Regions from separate parts of the Mus musculus genome. Here region 2 is linked to region 1. A link is a contact called in ENCODE Hi-C data. All regions are on one chromosome and are shown on one strand. Each heading gives the region's core, a stretch centred on a gene start or an enhancer-like site at or near the end of the contact. The rest is flanking DNA. Distances are from core to core; before and after follow the strand shown.

Region 1 (6,790 bases), core at 1,861-4,360:
AGACTGTAGAGAGAATATCTTGAATATTGTATGGATGCATCACCTGTCAATTAAAAAAACCTTGGCCATATAGCTAGACTCTTCTCTAACTAAATATAACTTAAGATAACACATTTAGTTTAATCCACATTTACTACGTGTCTGGCTACCTGTGCTCAGGTACCATGTATCTGTCTCCTCACATCTTCCCGGGTGGCTTTTCCACCTGGCTCTATCCCAGAATTCTTTCTCCTTCTGGATGACCCACCTCCTATTTCCTGCATAAGCCATAGGCCATAGGCTTGTTAATTGACCAATCAGGGATAGCTTGAGGGGCAGCATCACGTGGTGTGCTGAGGATCTCCTTTCCCTGAGGTAGCCAGGGCCAGTGTTTAGCATTACAGTACATATCAACAGACCAAACCTCAACAAGAGACTGTCAAGATGAATGAAATAAGTCCTCCTCCCATAAACTTCCAAAAGAAGGAAGAGTAAACAAAAGATAAGGATAAGATGAAGACTACAACAAGATTTCAAGGAAATTATTAATAATAAACAAGTGACTTAGATTGTCCTCTTGTGAACTTATAAATTTAAAAAGAGAATCTAAAAAGAAAATAATTTGGAAGATGTTGATATATTTATTAAAGAATGATATAAGCCTTTAGTATGCATGCCAATGATTTCAGTAAGATTACAAGTATGATGTACTAACTTACAGAATGTTCTGAGCCCAGCAAATGAAAACCATGTGTTGTTCTCAACACATATGGTGCAGGGTTTTGTTTTGTTTTGTTTACAATGAATGCACTGTAATACAATGATGCTAGGTCCCAGGAAAAGTCAGGCAGTTCTAGGATTTAATATTGTCTTTGCCCACAAAATGTTCAAATAAATAATAATTAAAAAATGTTAAAAGGTACAACTTTTAACTAGAAAGGTAAAAAGAATGCTCAAAAACATAACACTGGTTAAAGAGCAAATTACAATACCATTACAAAATACTGCTTAGGAGAACTGGTAAATCAGGGTAAATAGTACTTAGAGGATTGTATACCCTTTCACATAATCACTCTTTACAAAGGAGATTGTAACAAGGTGCAGTAGGCTGGCTAGCCTGCTCTCTCAGCCTTCTAGAAGACAAAAGCAGGAAGATCAGGAGTTTAAGGATAGCCTTGGCTATATAACAAATTTGAAGCCAACTTGGGATACAGCAGTGCTTATCTTAAATAAATCAAAGATGGCTAGGGAGAGAAAGTGTTGAAAGCCAACAAGCTATAAACACTGACACTATCTAGCTAGTAAAAGAATCACAAAGTAACAAAGCTAAACAAAATATATATAAAAAAAATTCCAAAGTCTGCGAACTACAATTTTATATTCAAATATTTTCTGTGTAGAAAAAAAGTGGGAAAAATGCAAAACAAATAATGAATTATTTAATAAATAACTATGTAACACTAAACAAAGTATGTCATAATAAAAATAACGAAAAGTGGGGTGCAAATACAGCCAGATCATGGTCTAGGAGGGCAAAATGAGCAAGTTTATTCCCAAAACAGTCGTAAATAAAAATGGAAACATTTTTAGAAAAAAAAATAGTAAAAGTTCTTTAATAAGAAACAAAGCTGAGTGACCCCTCTCCTCCCTGCCCCTCCCTCTTCTCACAGAGAGCACTGCCTGCCAAGAAAGCTAGACCATATGGTTAAAGGGAAGTCTTGCTGCTTTATCTTTGTAGTCCTGGCTGCCAGGGATCTCATTCTGTAGCTGAGCCCAGCCTCTGCTTCCCCAGGGCTGGAATCAAAGGTCTGTGCTGCCTCTATGGCTGCTGCCACCACCACTGGCTTAAGCACTTCCAATTCATCTTTTGTGGCCACCACACTGGCTGCTTCCAACCCTGCCATAGTCAACATTGTATCATTTTATTACAATAATTAGGTAGATGACCACTAAAGGGCAGTTATAAACAGCAGACATAATTAATGGGAAATTGTGGAAGCACAACAAGAATGCTTGCAAGACAAGGGGACCTCCTGGTCATCCATTATACTCTGTATTATATTCAGGGGATGGTTCGTTTTAACGATCAAAACCTAGCCTCGGCTGGGAAGGAAGTTCCCATTCACTCAGTGAGGAGCAGTCTAGAGTAGGTTGGCCCTGGACATGCTTCTGAGGGAATTTGTTTAAAAACTGGGTTGTTAGAAAGCCCCCCCCCCCCATATGTGTGAGGCCATTTCATAGGTTGGGCCCTAGTCTGAACGAATGAGTGAGGGAACTAGCTGATCACTGGTGAGCGCATCCATCACATCACTGCCCTCTGTTCTTGTCTGTGGATGCCATGTTACTAGCTGCTTAAGTTCCTGGTGCCTCGACTTCCCAGCAATGATGGGCTCTGAGAGAAACTGTGAGCCAAATAAACTCCACCCCCCCCCCCGCCCCCAAGTTTCTTCTGTCATGCTATTATCACACCAACAGAAAGCAAAGGTAAACTTAGCGATAGTTTAGATTAGTAGTTCTCAACCTTCCTAATGCAGTGACTCTCTAACACAGTTCCTCGTGTTGTGGTGACCCCCTAACCATAAAAATAATTTTTTGTTATTGCATAACTGTAATCTTGCTACTGTTATGAATTGTAATGTAAATATCTGATATCTGACCCTTGTGAAAGGGTCTTTGGTCCTGACCCACATGTTGAGATATGCTGGTTTAGATACTTGCAATAGTTTAAAAACAAAACAGGATTAGGTGTGGGGCCACTAGTAATCTGTCCCCACACTTCTTCAGCCCTGTGCCAAACTCCATTGACAGACCTTGGCAACCATGACCCCCTGCCCTTGTCCCTTGTCCCTTGTCCGTGGGCCTAGTGGGCACTACTAAGTGGATGTCTCGAGGCGCGGAGCTTACATCTGACCCTGTGTACCTAAAGCAAGACAAAGGAGGAAGGGGACAGATGCCTCCCGGCCCTCTTCTCGGAAGGCTCTAGAGCTCTGAGCGCCCCCGCATTCCACCGCTTTGTGCGAAGGGGCGAACCCCGCGGGACACGGCGTGGAGCTGCCGGCCCCTCCCGTGAGTCGCCCTGGCCGCCCGCGCCGCACCCACTTCCTCTTTCCCTTCCGCGCGCCAGCCAACCGCTCGCCAAAAATTCCTGTCACTTCTGACAGGAAGCGGGGAGGCCGCGCCGGGGCGACCAGCATCGCATCTCCGCCGCGACCCCGGACCCGGTCGTCTGCAGGGTCCCGCCTGCGCCTGGGCCCCAGCCCCGCCCGGTTCTCCACCCCCGGCTCGGCCCAGTCCTCTGTCCCCGCCTCGGCCGCGGTCCGCCCGGTCCTCCTTCCCGGTCCCTGCCGCTCGGCCCTCCGTCCCCGCCCGGCTCAGTCCTCGGTCGCTCCGTCGCCCGATCTTCAGCCACCGCGCAGCCAGGTCCTCCGTCGCGGTGGCGGCCGGGTCCTCGGGCGCGAGCCCGCCATGGAGGTGGAGGAGGCGTTCCAGGCGGTGGGCGAGATGGGCCTCTATCAGATGTACTTGTGCTTCCTGCTGGCTGTGCTGCTGCAGGTGAGTCCCCGGCTCCCCGCGGCCCCCGGGGCGCTCTCAGCTCAGGCTGGCCCCAGGTGTGGCGCGAGAGCGCAGGGAGGGAGGGGGCGGGCGGGCGCCGCGCGGTGGCGGGCCAGCCACTGAGCTCTCCCAGGCTGTCACCCAGAGCCTGGCACTGACACTTCGCCACCAGAGCTAGTTGAAAGATGAAACCCATTACCCGGGATCAAAAGGATTCGGCACCCTAACCCCTTACAGAGTGAGACAGAGAAAGCATGGACAACCTGCCCACAAAAGATCAGGTCTAGCTAGTATGGCCTCCTTCAGCCCTCTCTGAGATTGAGGGAGGCTTCCTATTAAAGGGGCTTTCCATCCACGGGAATTTATTTCTCTCTAGTTAAAGTTCTACTGGGTTATTAAGCTCCGAGGCCAGCTTTGGTCTAGGGAAATGATACCATCCACACAGTGTGGTTCATTGTATTGAATTCTCAGAAACCAGCTGCACACCTCAACCTAAAACTCTTGATTTTAGGAGTCCTTGGGCTCTTTAAGAGGTTCATTCTTGTAGTCCTAGCACTATGGAAACTGAGGCAGGAGAAGGATGGCTCTTCTTCTAGGCAAATTCAAAGCCAGCCTGAGCAGCTCAGATTGTCCCTAGGAAGCAGGTCAGTCAGTGGTAAAGCCCTAGATGTGCAAGGCTCTGGGTTTGATCCCTACCACCAGGGCCAGAAAATGAAGCTAGCTCCCTGTCCCGGAGGCTTGCAATCCTGGGATGAAGTGGTCTGTGACACTGACACTGTGAGGCTGACAGCTGAGCTAAGTAAGTTAAGGTATTATTGCAAGGGAAGTACTGGCTGGCCGCGGTTATAACCAGAGCCCACAAGTTGCTTCAACGTTGTGTTGATGCTGCAGCAGGAAGAGAGGCAGTAAGGTAAAACTTAATCTACTGATTCTCTTTCCCCATTAAAATCTTCAGTTGACTTCAGCACCAGGCAGAACATCGGTTCAAGTGGTGATACTTGGAAGCCTTTCTCTTAGCAGAGTAAGAATTAGTATAGAGAAATAGAACTGCAACTGCAATGTCTGGTCTTCATGTATAATGGTTTCTTTGACAATATTCCATCTAACCAGGAGTTCCAAGTATATATCCCCTCTCCTGGCAATCCTTTTGGCCACTTCTCTGCTCCACTTCTTGTGTTAGCATCTTATTTGCCTAGCCAGGTGGTTGCCAACTTAGAATCAAATCTTGAGTGTGGCACTGAGAAGGCCAGTATTCTGGGTCAGGACCTGTTAACTTTCCTGGGCTTTTATCACCTCGTTGCCAGCTGGAGATGCAGGGCCTTGCGCTTTTTATACGAGAGCTTTACTGCTGACCTACACCTTCTTCCCCTCCCTCCCATGCTTTTATTAATGGCTGACCTAGTTCATTGTAGTTTGTTAAGGAAGAGTTCCAAGCCCATGATCTTTTTGCTCAGCAACTGTTGGTTGATTTATGGTCACCATTTGCCAAGTTTTCAAGTGTTATTGGCAATGGATGGTTGTTTATCTTGTAGGTGTGGGCTGTATGGGTTGCCGTGTCCCTGCCTCCACCTGAGTTCCACGGGAAGACGACTTTATAATTCGATGTGTCTGAAAGGATAGCTGATTCTTCTGAAGTCCCTGCTGTGGAGAAGTGATGAGGGTCACACCGTAGCGTTATTGAAGACCTTACTGTACTATAGTCTAAGTCCAGCCCATTGCAATAGAAGAGTTCAGCCATGGAGAGAACCTGCCGTTCTCACTGCCTGCATCCGCAGTGAAAAAGATGCCTCTGATCACAGGCTTAAACACGTGCAAGAAGTCAGAGCAGATGAAGGAAGACCCAGATGAAGGAGCAGTTGCAGGCCCAGCTGCTGTACTGCTTGACCAATACTTGACAGGGGACATGGAACACCGAAGCACCCACCCCAACATTTTGAGCACAAAACCAAAAAGAGCTGCCTTTCACATTCACACCCCCTCCCTAGATCTTGCTTACAAATATTTTTGTAGGTCATCTTAGACAAGAATATCCCAGGCTACACTTGAGTTTGTAATATTAAGTGCATCTTTAATAGTTCCATCTGCTAAAGGATAGCTGTATTGATAACAGATTGTACTTTTATGTTGATTTACTTAATTTTTTAAATTTTTTTGTTGTTGTTATTGTTGTTGTTGTTGTTTTTCCAAGACAGGGTTTCTTTGTGTAGTCTTGGCTATCCTGGAACTCACTCTGTAGATCAGGCAGACCTCGAACTCAGAAATCCGCCTGCCTCTGCCTCCCAAGCACTGGGATTAAAGGTGTGCGCCACCACCGCCCGGCCCAAAAAAAATTTTGAATTGAGGGCTGGTGAGCTAGCTCAGCCAGGTATGGTGTCTGGTGCCAAGCCTGAAGACCTGAGTTCAATTCCCTGGACCCACGTGGTAGAAGGAGAGAACCAGATTGTCCCACAACTTATCCTTTGACCTCCACACCCCACCCCCAGCAGTGGATAAAATTTTAGAAGTTGAATTGATTTAGAAGAAACTAATGAGTAAAAGCATAAGGGAAATAGACCTAGAGCGCTTTTAGAACATCCCATGGCAGAGTTTGGAAGGAACTGAGTTCTGGGGTATTTTCATGGCACCCTAAGAAGTGTGCTCTCTGCTCTCCCTCCTGACCGCTATTGCTTTTAAGCACTCCTTCCCCTAAGTTTTAATTCACCCCTGAGCAGCCTCTCTGCAATTATACAAGTATGTCATACACTTCTTCCCCAATGTCCTCTCTGTGCTCTTATGAGCTTCATCTGGCTTGCAGGAGAGAAATGGGTACTGATAAAAGATTTTTCTAGGATCTTAGTAAGTAGGATTAAAAAAAAATGAATCAGCCAGGCGTGGTGGCACATGCCTTTAATCCCAGCACTGGGGAGGCGGAGGCAGACAGATTTCTGAGTTCGAGGCCATCCTGGTCTACAAAGTGAGTTCCAGGATAGCCAGGGCTATACAGAGAAACCCTGTCTCGAAAAACCAAAAAAAAAAATAAAAAATAAAAAAAAAATAAAAAAATCATTGTTTTGTTTGTGCCCTGGCTGGCCTCAGACTCACAGAGATCCTACTGCCTCTGCTCCCTAAGTGTTGTGATTAAAGGCCTGCCCTACCATGCCTGGCCCAAAACTGCTGGGTTTGATTGTCTTTCTGCTGTACTGTTGTGGAAAGAATCAGTTTAAACATACATATGATGTGCTGTTGCCATAGTGGTACAAAGAGGCCTTAGATAGTGCAT
Region 2 (6,790 bases), core at 1,614-4,113, 260 kb before region 1:
ACCCAGCCGGGTGATCCTGGAAAGAGCACTGCAGCCATTTTTAGTCCTGGTTAGTTTCCGCCTGCTTTTCACCCCTGTGATGTTCAGGAATCAGGAACTGGCACAAAGCAAAAGGGTTTTGTTTCAGTAGAATCTTTGCTGTCACAGTATTTGACCTGTGGGAGTTTTCAATAGAGAACCAGGTTAGATAAGCATGTGACTAGGCTGGTGGCCAACATGAGTGACAAATGGGGGATCCCAGGGGAAGTGGAAGGGGTGGGGATCATTCCAGGGTCATCCAGCCGGCTGCAGGTGGAACCTGGTGAATTAACAGTTCTGGACCTAGCCTAAAATTCACTCAAATCTCCCACCCTGCTTACTGTTGCTCACAGAGAACACCCTTTGGGGTGCTGGTTTTGGACAACACACAACTAAGGCTATCCATGGTCACAGCCAACAGTGACCTCGAAGGCCTATTTCCTAACTCGGAGCAGTGAGACTGTATAGGGGGGTGAAGATGAGGGCTAGGAATATTGACCTTATGAAATCTCCAACTTATGAAGATTTAGGAAAGGAAGGGGGCCAGTGGGGGAGGGGTGAAGAAGGGTGAACATAATCAAAGTACATTATCTTTATGTATGAAAAGTACCATGGTAAAATCTCATTGTCTTATATAATTATATATGCTAGTTTTTAAAAATGAAATCGTTCCTCAAAGCAATGTCACATGGCGGTTTTGAATAGAAATGGTGGCAACAGATTTGGGATCGGTTCCTGTTCTGCTCCTTACCACAACTTTTGCAAGGTGCTTGACCTCTCTGTGCCTTAGTTTTTCTTATCTGAGAAATGGGGCAGTAATACTGGCCTCAGAATTATTTGTTAAAATTGAATGAAGTCACATACTCAGCCAAGTGCTGCGTGAAGGGGGCAGGGCAGGAGAGATTGACATCATTTGATACAGCTCTGGGTGAATAGTTAGATTCTCTGCTTATTTTACTGCCCCCCTCCCCACCTCCCCCAGTTACCTGTCTGGGAGCCATACACAGCTAACCAGAACACATCTTTGTCTAGTTATCTGGCTAAGAATGGAGTTATTGTCATGGAAACATTGTCTGCCACAAACCCTTTGTTCCTTGAAATAGTTATCCTTTCCTAGTTTGAATAGTGCCTTTCCTAGGGAGAGGTTCCCAAGATAGGAGTCTGACAATAGATCTGCCATGCAGTTTTAGGGGTTCATTGTTGTTGCTAAGTAGTAGGTTAGTAGGAGATAAATGTGTAGTGGGGAAGAGGGTTTGGTGGTGGGCCTATGGTGTGCTCATGGCTCTTTTGTGTCCTTCTCTCCAGGACATCACACTCTCTGGGATAGAGATATCACACTCTCCTTCACAAAGTTCAGACCCCATTTTTTGCCATTGGCCAAAGATGGCTGCTGTACATTGGTACTCACTCCACGCCTCTGTACTGAGCACACGCACTCTCCCTGTGTATGAGGAATCATGGCCCCCATTCTGTTCCCCACAAAGGAAAACTGAGGTCATCAACCTGTGCAAAGTCACACATAGGAGAGCTGACTGTCTGACTTTGCACACAAAATGGGAAACCTTGGGCATGAGGACAAGTAGGAATGGGGAAAGCTGATGTCAGGTCGCCAAGGAGACACACTGGCTTTGGCCACTGCAGGGCTGCCTTGGTGCCCCTCTCCTTTACTGCTTATTGACCAGCTTGTGACCTCTAGGGCTCGGCCACTGTGGCTGGTGCCTTTTGTAGTTTTAAGACTCAGCAGCAGGGTGTCCTCCCACTGTCTCTGGAGGAAGACCACCCACGAAGTTCCTCTGGTACAGAGAGAGTACAGAGAGCCTGCTTCTCTTAGGTGGCCTGGGACAAGCACACCCCCGGGAATGTTTTGTTTCACCTTCTTTGTTTCTATGGGTGTCTTTGAACACAGTCAAAACCCACAGAGTGGCTTTTCATGTTGAATTTGTAAGAAAGACAAGTACAGGATTCTCTGTCCCGGCTTTGGTTTTCCTTTCTTCTCTTCTCGTCCCAAACTGTAGAGCGATATCATGTCCCAGATTTTTTTTTCTTTCCCTTCTTTCTTTTTTTCAGATTGAAGTTTAGATATGATACAGTATAGTGTTTGTCCAGTAAAACACGAATTAGTTTAGGCAAATGATAACCAAATCAACTGAGTAATTATTACAGTGAAATGTGTAATAATTTCTAAAGCAAGGCTTTAAAGCAAGGCTTTCTAAAACAAGGCTCTGAAAAATGTGACCGTTGTTGGTGGAGGAGTGGCAGTCTTTGTTTTGAAAATAGTTGGGAAATTTAAGACACTCTTACTCCTGGCAGGCTGTGGGGATGGGTAGGCATGGATGCGGTGTGAGGGGTGAGCTAGAGAGTAACTAACCTGGCATGAGTTTTGGTGTCTGATTATTGGATTATTTCCCCCCAGGGAAAGAACAAGAGAAAGACACAAATCACCAAGGAATAAAGATGGCAGAGGGTCAGAAAAGTCTGTCACCATCCAGGCTCCTGCTGGAGAGCCCCTGCTGGCAAATGACTCTGCCCGCACAGGCGCAGAGGAAGTTCAGGTAAGGCTCAAAGGCGCTGCTGTCAGCCAACTGCCACTCAGCCTGGGCTCCCGCCTGCGTGTTCCTGTCTTGTTGCACTAAGTTCTCTTGGGTTTTTAATCTTCGTTTTTCTAGCATTTTAATGAGTTTATCTATTTCCCTGGCTTTCTTGTTGGTCTAAGCACAACACGTCCTACCCTTGAAGAGCTAGGGAGTGGGGCGATCCTTTCTGCCCTGTGATTGGTTAGCCTCCTTTGAATGGTGTTGGAAAGAAGCCAGCTTGACTGATGACAGGTCAGAAAAGGGAAAAGTTACAGGCAAGAGTCCCTGGAGACTAATTCCAAAATGGAGCAGGACTGGAGAGGGCCGGAAACTCCCTCAACAACAAACAACCAAAACAAAACAAAACAAACAAAATAAAACAAAAAAAACCACAACAAAAACAAAACAAAAAAACCCAAAACAAAAACAAAACAAAAAAACCACTGAACCAAAAAAAACCAACAAAAACAAAACAAAAAATGCACCATCAGGGAGTGCTTAACAATGACTCCAAGAGCCAGCCCAGGACTCGGTATAAGAGAGAAATCAAGGGCTTGGCATTCAGATGGCAAGCATGGAAATCTGGTGACTGTGATAATACTGAGTCAAAGATGGGGCAGAAAGGAGTCCAGCAAACTTTGGAGTTAGTAGCGGTGGTCTTTGGGGTACACAGGTTGGGACTGGACAGATCTGGAGACTGGATTTCCTCTGTCAAGATCCAGCAGCTTCTGTGGTCCAGCCTGCAGCCACTCAGGACTGTGGTCCAGCCTGCAGCCACTCAGGACTGTAGGAATTTGGGGTTGCCAGGCCTTGCATGTTTTAGTAATATTAGCATTAGGACTTCAAGCGGAGTCAATCAGTTTTAAAATATCAACACTTTATTACTTAAAAAATAAAAGAAAGTTGTGTGGGATTGCCTTCGAGTCCCAACTGTTTGGCAGCCTCGTTGATTTAAATAAATGTGTGAGCTAGACTCAGAAGTATGTTTGCACTGCCCCCCAACCTCCATCTCCTGAAATGTTACATGCCCAGCCTTGCCTCATATAAACAAAGCAATGAAGGAATACACAGCTATAAAGATACAGGAACAGAGATAAGCATGTATCCATGCACACCTGTAGGAACCCACAGAGAGGCATTTGTAATCAGTTAGGAAGACTGAACTACAGTCCCTCCAAGGATACAGATGCCACTGAGACTCATAGCTGTGCTTCTGCACTGAATGTGGGGTTTGTTCAGTGGTGAGCAAATTCCTCTAATGTCGTCGCGCTGCTTGCTTTGGTTCTAGGAAGGCAGATGGATGGATAGATGGATGGATGGATGGATGGATGGATGGGGGATGGATGTGGTCAGTCTTAGGACTGGATCATTCTTAAAAGCTTCACAGGTCAGTTTCCTCCTAGAAGTGTATTCGGGGGTGCTAGTAACCCACTGTGAAAAGCATTTCTTTCTTTGTCCCCTGAGTCCCCTGGGAAGCTGTTGCTGCTTACAGCAGGATGGTGTGATGAGGAAGCCTTGGGAGGTTGTGTGTTTCAGCAGCTCTGTCAACTTGGTAATTAAACTTTTGTTGTCCCCAGCTTCTGAGACTCTAAGGGATGAGACTCATCAAGTTCAGATGCATTTCCCACCCTCCCCAACCCCTGAAGACCTCAAATTTGAAAGAAGCCTTTGGATAGCCCTACTTTTTTAGACAAAGATGTACATACGTCCTTAAAATGAACAGAGATTTAGTTAGCAGTGCACTGGCAGGAAGTTGGACGCACAGCTGAGTCAGAGCAGTGATATTACACAACAGAATGTCAACATGATATTAGTAATGCTTACTTCAGCAGGGATTTATCAATCGCATGTGTAGAATCCAGCATTTGTCTTCTCTGAGACAATTACTGTGAAGCCAACTGTTTTCTATAGCCTGTGAACTCCAAGTTGTATGACTTTTGTGGTGTGTTTTCTCTTGTCGATGTACTTTTTAAAGGAGATTGACCTAAATTTACACACATAAACCAAATGGTTCTCAAGGGTATACTTTGGTAAATTTTAACAGATGAGCCCACACCTCTCAGCGCAAACCACTCCTCCCTCTTCCTAGTTGTTCCCTACCCCCACCCCCACCTCTGCAGGGCAACTGCTGTTTTGATTTCCATCTCAGTGGATTGGTTTTGCCTGTTGTAGAATTGAATATAATTGGAATCATATGAGTTTTTCTCCACTCAGCAGGATGATTTTGATATTTATCCATGTTCTATGTGATTCAACAGTTCACTCTTTATTATTTTTGCTGACTAGTGTTCCACTGAACTGACCGCAGTTTGGTATTTGTTCTGGTGGGTGGACATTTAAGGTGCACACACTCTAATTATGATGGATTAAGCTCTTGTGAATATTTTTATAGGTCTTTTGTGAACATTTTTTCCATTAACTTTTGATAAAATCTAGGAGTCAAATGGCTGGTCTGTATAGTTAAATGCGTACCTAAATCACTGTGAAAGTGTCAGGCTGGTTTTCTGGTGGTATTAAACCATCTTAAACCTCTACCAGCAGTGCCTGAAGGAACTGGCTGCTTCTAACTATTGTCTACATCATTCCTGTCATGCTCTGTGATACTTCTGACTTCCTAAGTTGATGGCCTCTGTGTCCCGAGGTTGAAATCCTTACTACCCACTCCCAGCATTGCTCAGGCCTTAATAAATAAAAAATTTGGGGGCTGGCGAGATGGCTCAGTGGGTAAGAGCACTGACTGCTCTTCCGAAGGTCCTGAGTTCAAATCCCAGTAACCACATGGGGACTCATGAGCACTTTCCCACTCCACACTGGGTTGTTAACTGGGTTAGTTTTGTGCAAGCAGACACAGCTGCTGTGAATTCAGGAGTGCAGCATCCTATCGTGTCCCAAAGACACTGTTTTCCTGGGTCCTCCCTGAATTCTGGACCTTACAATCTTTCATCCCCTCCTCTGCAGTGGTCCCTGACCCTCATACAGAAGGGGTGTGAAACAAGATGCCCCATTTGTGACTGACTCACTTTCCTTTTAGTCTAACTAGTCCTGAATTTCTGTGTAGTTGCCGCCTACTTTATAGAGAAACCTTTCTGACGAGGTCTAAGAGCTACATTAACCTATTGGTAGAGAAATATATTATGACTGTTTAGCAGAATAATGGTAGTAGTATCCCCCTAAGATCTGTGAGCTCCCCAACCATGGATTCTTGGCCAGATGTATAGTACTAGGTATGTTTCCTCCTGTGGAGCAGGCTTTAAATACAGGTGACCAACAGAAAGCAGTTGGTTACCATCATAACACTTGTGCCACTATTGCAGCCTTAGGGGTCTCTTCCCATGCTGGTCATTACTGTAGCTCAGAGAGTTCTCTGAGAGTAAGACTACTGATGACCCCCCTGTACTGTGGAAACTGGCCAGCAGGGAGGGAGGTTCCTCGTCAGTACCTACTTGATGTCTCCATTTCCTATAACCAGAGAGTGTGACGTCTTCAGCAGTAAGGTCTTACTGTTGAGTTCTGGTGGACACATCCAGTACTGGGCAGTATTTGGTAACCTGGGCCTTCTGGGAGGAACTTTATGTCTTGTGTAGGGTGACTAAACTCTTTTATATGAATATATGTATGGGTGATGCTTGTAAAGTAGTAGTTATCCCTTACCCAAACTCCTCTCCCCACCCCTTTCCGTCTCCCCTTTCCCCTTCCTATACTCTCCCTTTAAGACCCTTGTTCCTCCCCGCCACCAATGGCCCCCTCTCTTGCTCCCCAGATTCTACAGTTACTCCAGATCAAGCACACAAAGCCAAAGATTCAGCGCTGGGATCCACAAATGAGTGTGAAGTGCTTGGTTTGGTTATGAGCGACCTATGCTGTTGCTTTACCTATGAGCTGAGACTCCATCTGTGTCCTCATTCCAACACTTTGTTCTATATGGGATATTTTTCCTGGTTAAGTCATATGCACGGAGCTCACATGGTTTCTGGTGCACCCCAGCTCTGTTGTGCCCTGAAATGGAGTCCTAGTTTCCAGAACAGCAAAAGCATCTGACAGTCTAGCACCAGACTCTTGTTGAATGATCACACCAGGAGCCCACAGCAGCAACTGCCTAGAAGCATTAAAGGAGAAAATAATGAAGTGAAAGATATAATAACCCTGATAGTCCTATACCCTCACTCAGTTTATTATGAAAACATGTTTTAGAGAGAATT

What was found. Hi-C counts contacts between places; a loop is a spot of excess contacts on that map.
Region 2: a loop to region 1 is called in a map of heart, with 1.8 times the contacts of the local background. The contact joins the enhancer-like site here to the promoter of Slc22a15 in region 1. A Hi-C loop is called at or near these places in 1 of 37 maps with a recorded cell type or tissue (heart).

Annotation. Positions count from the first base shown.
Region 1 is chr3:101,920,773-101,927,562 of GRCm38, reverse strand. It overlaps Slc22a15 (solute carrier family 22 (organic anion/cation transporter), member 15), which reads left to right and starts at 3,110. Exons shown (of 12, transcript NM_001039371.2): 1 at 3,110-3,531. The coding sequence starts at 3,445.
Region 2 is chr3:102,185,189-102,191,978 of GRCm38, reverse strand. Vangl1 (VANGL planar cell polarity 1) reads left to right here. Exons shown (of 8, transcript NM_177545.5): 3 at 2,432-2,570. Among named protein-coding and RNA genes, the nearest start is that of Gm16160, 15 kb to the left of the region's middle. Within about 2 kb of position 2,863, at least 1 of the 3 ENCODE cell types and tissues checked has a DNase peak (open chromatin) inside an H3K27ac peak, as active enhancers do; it is heart, where a contact is called at or near this core.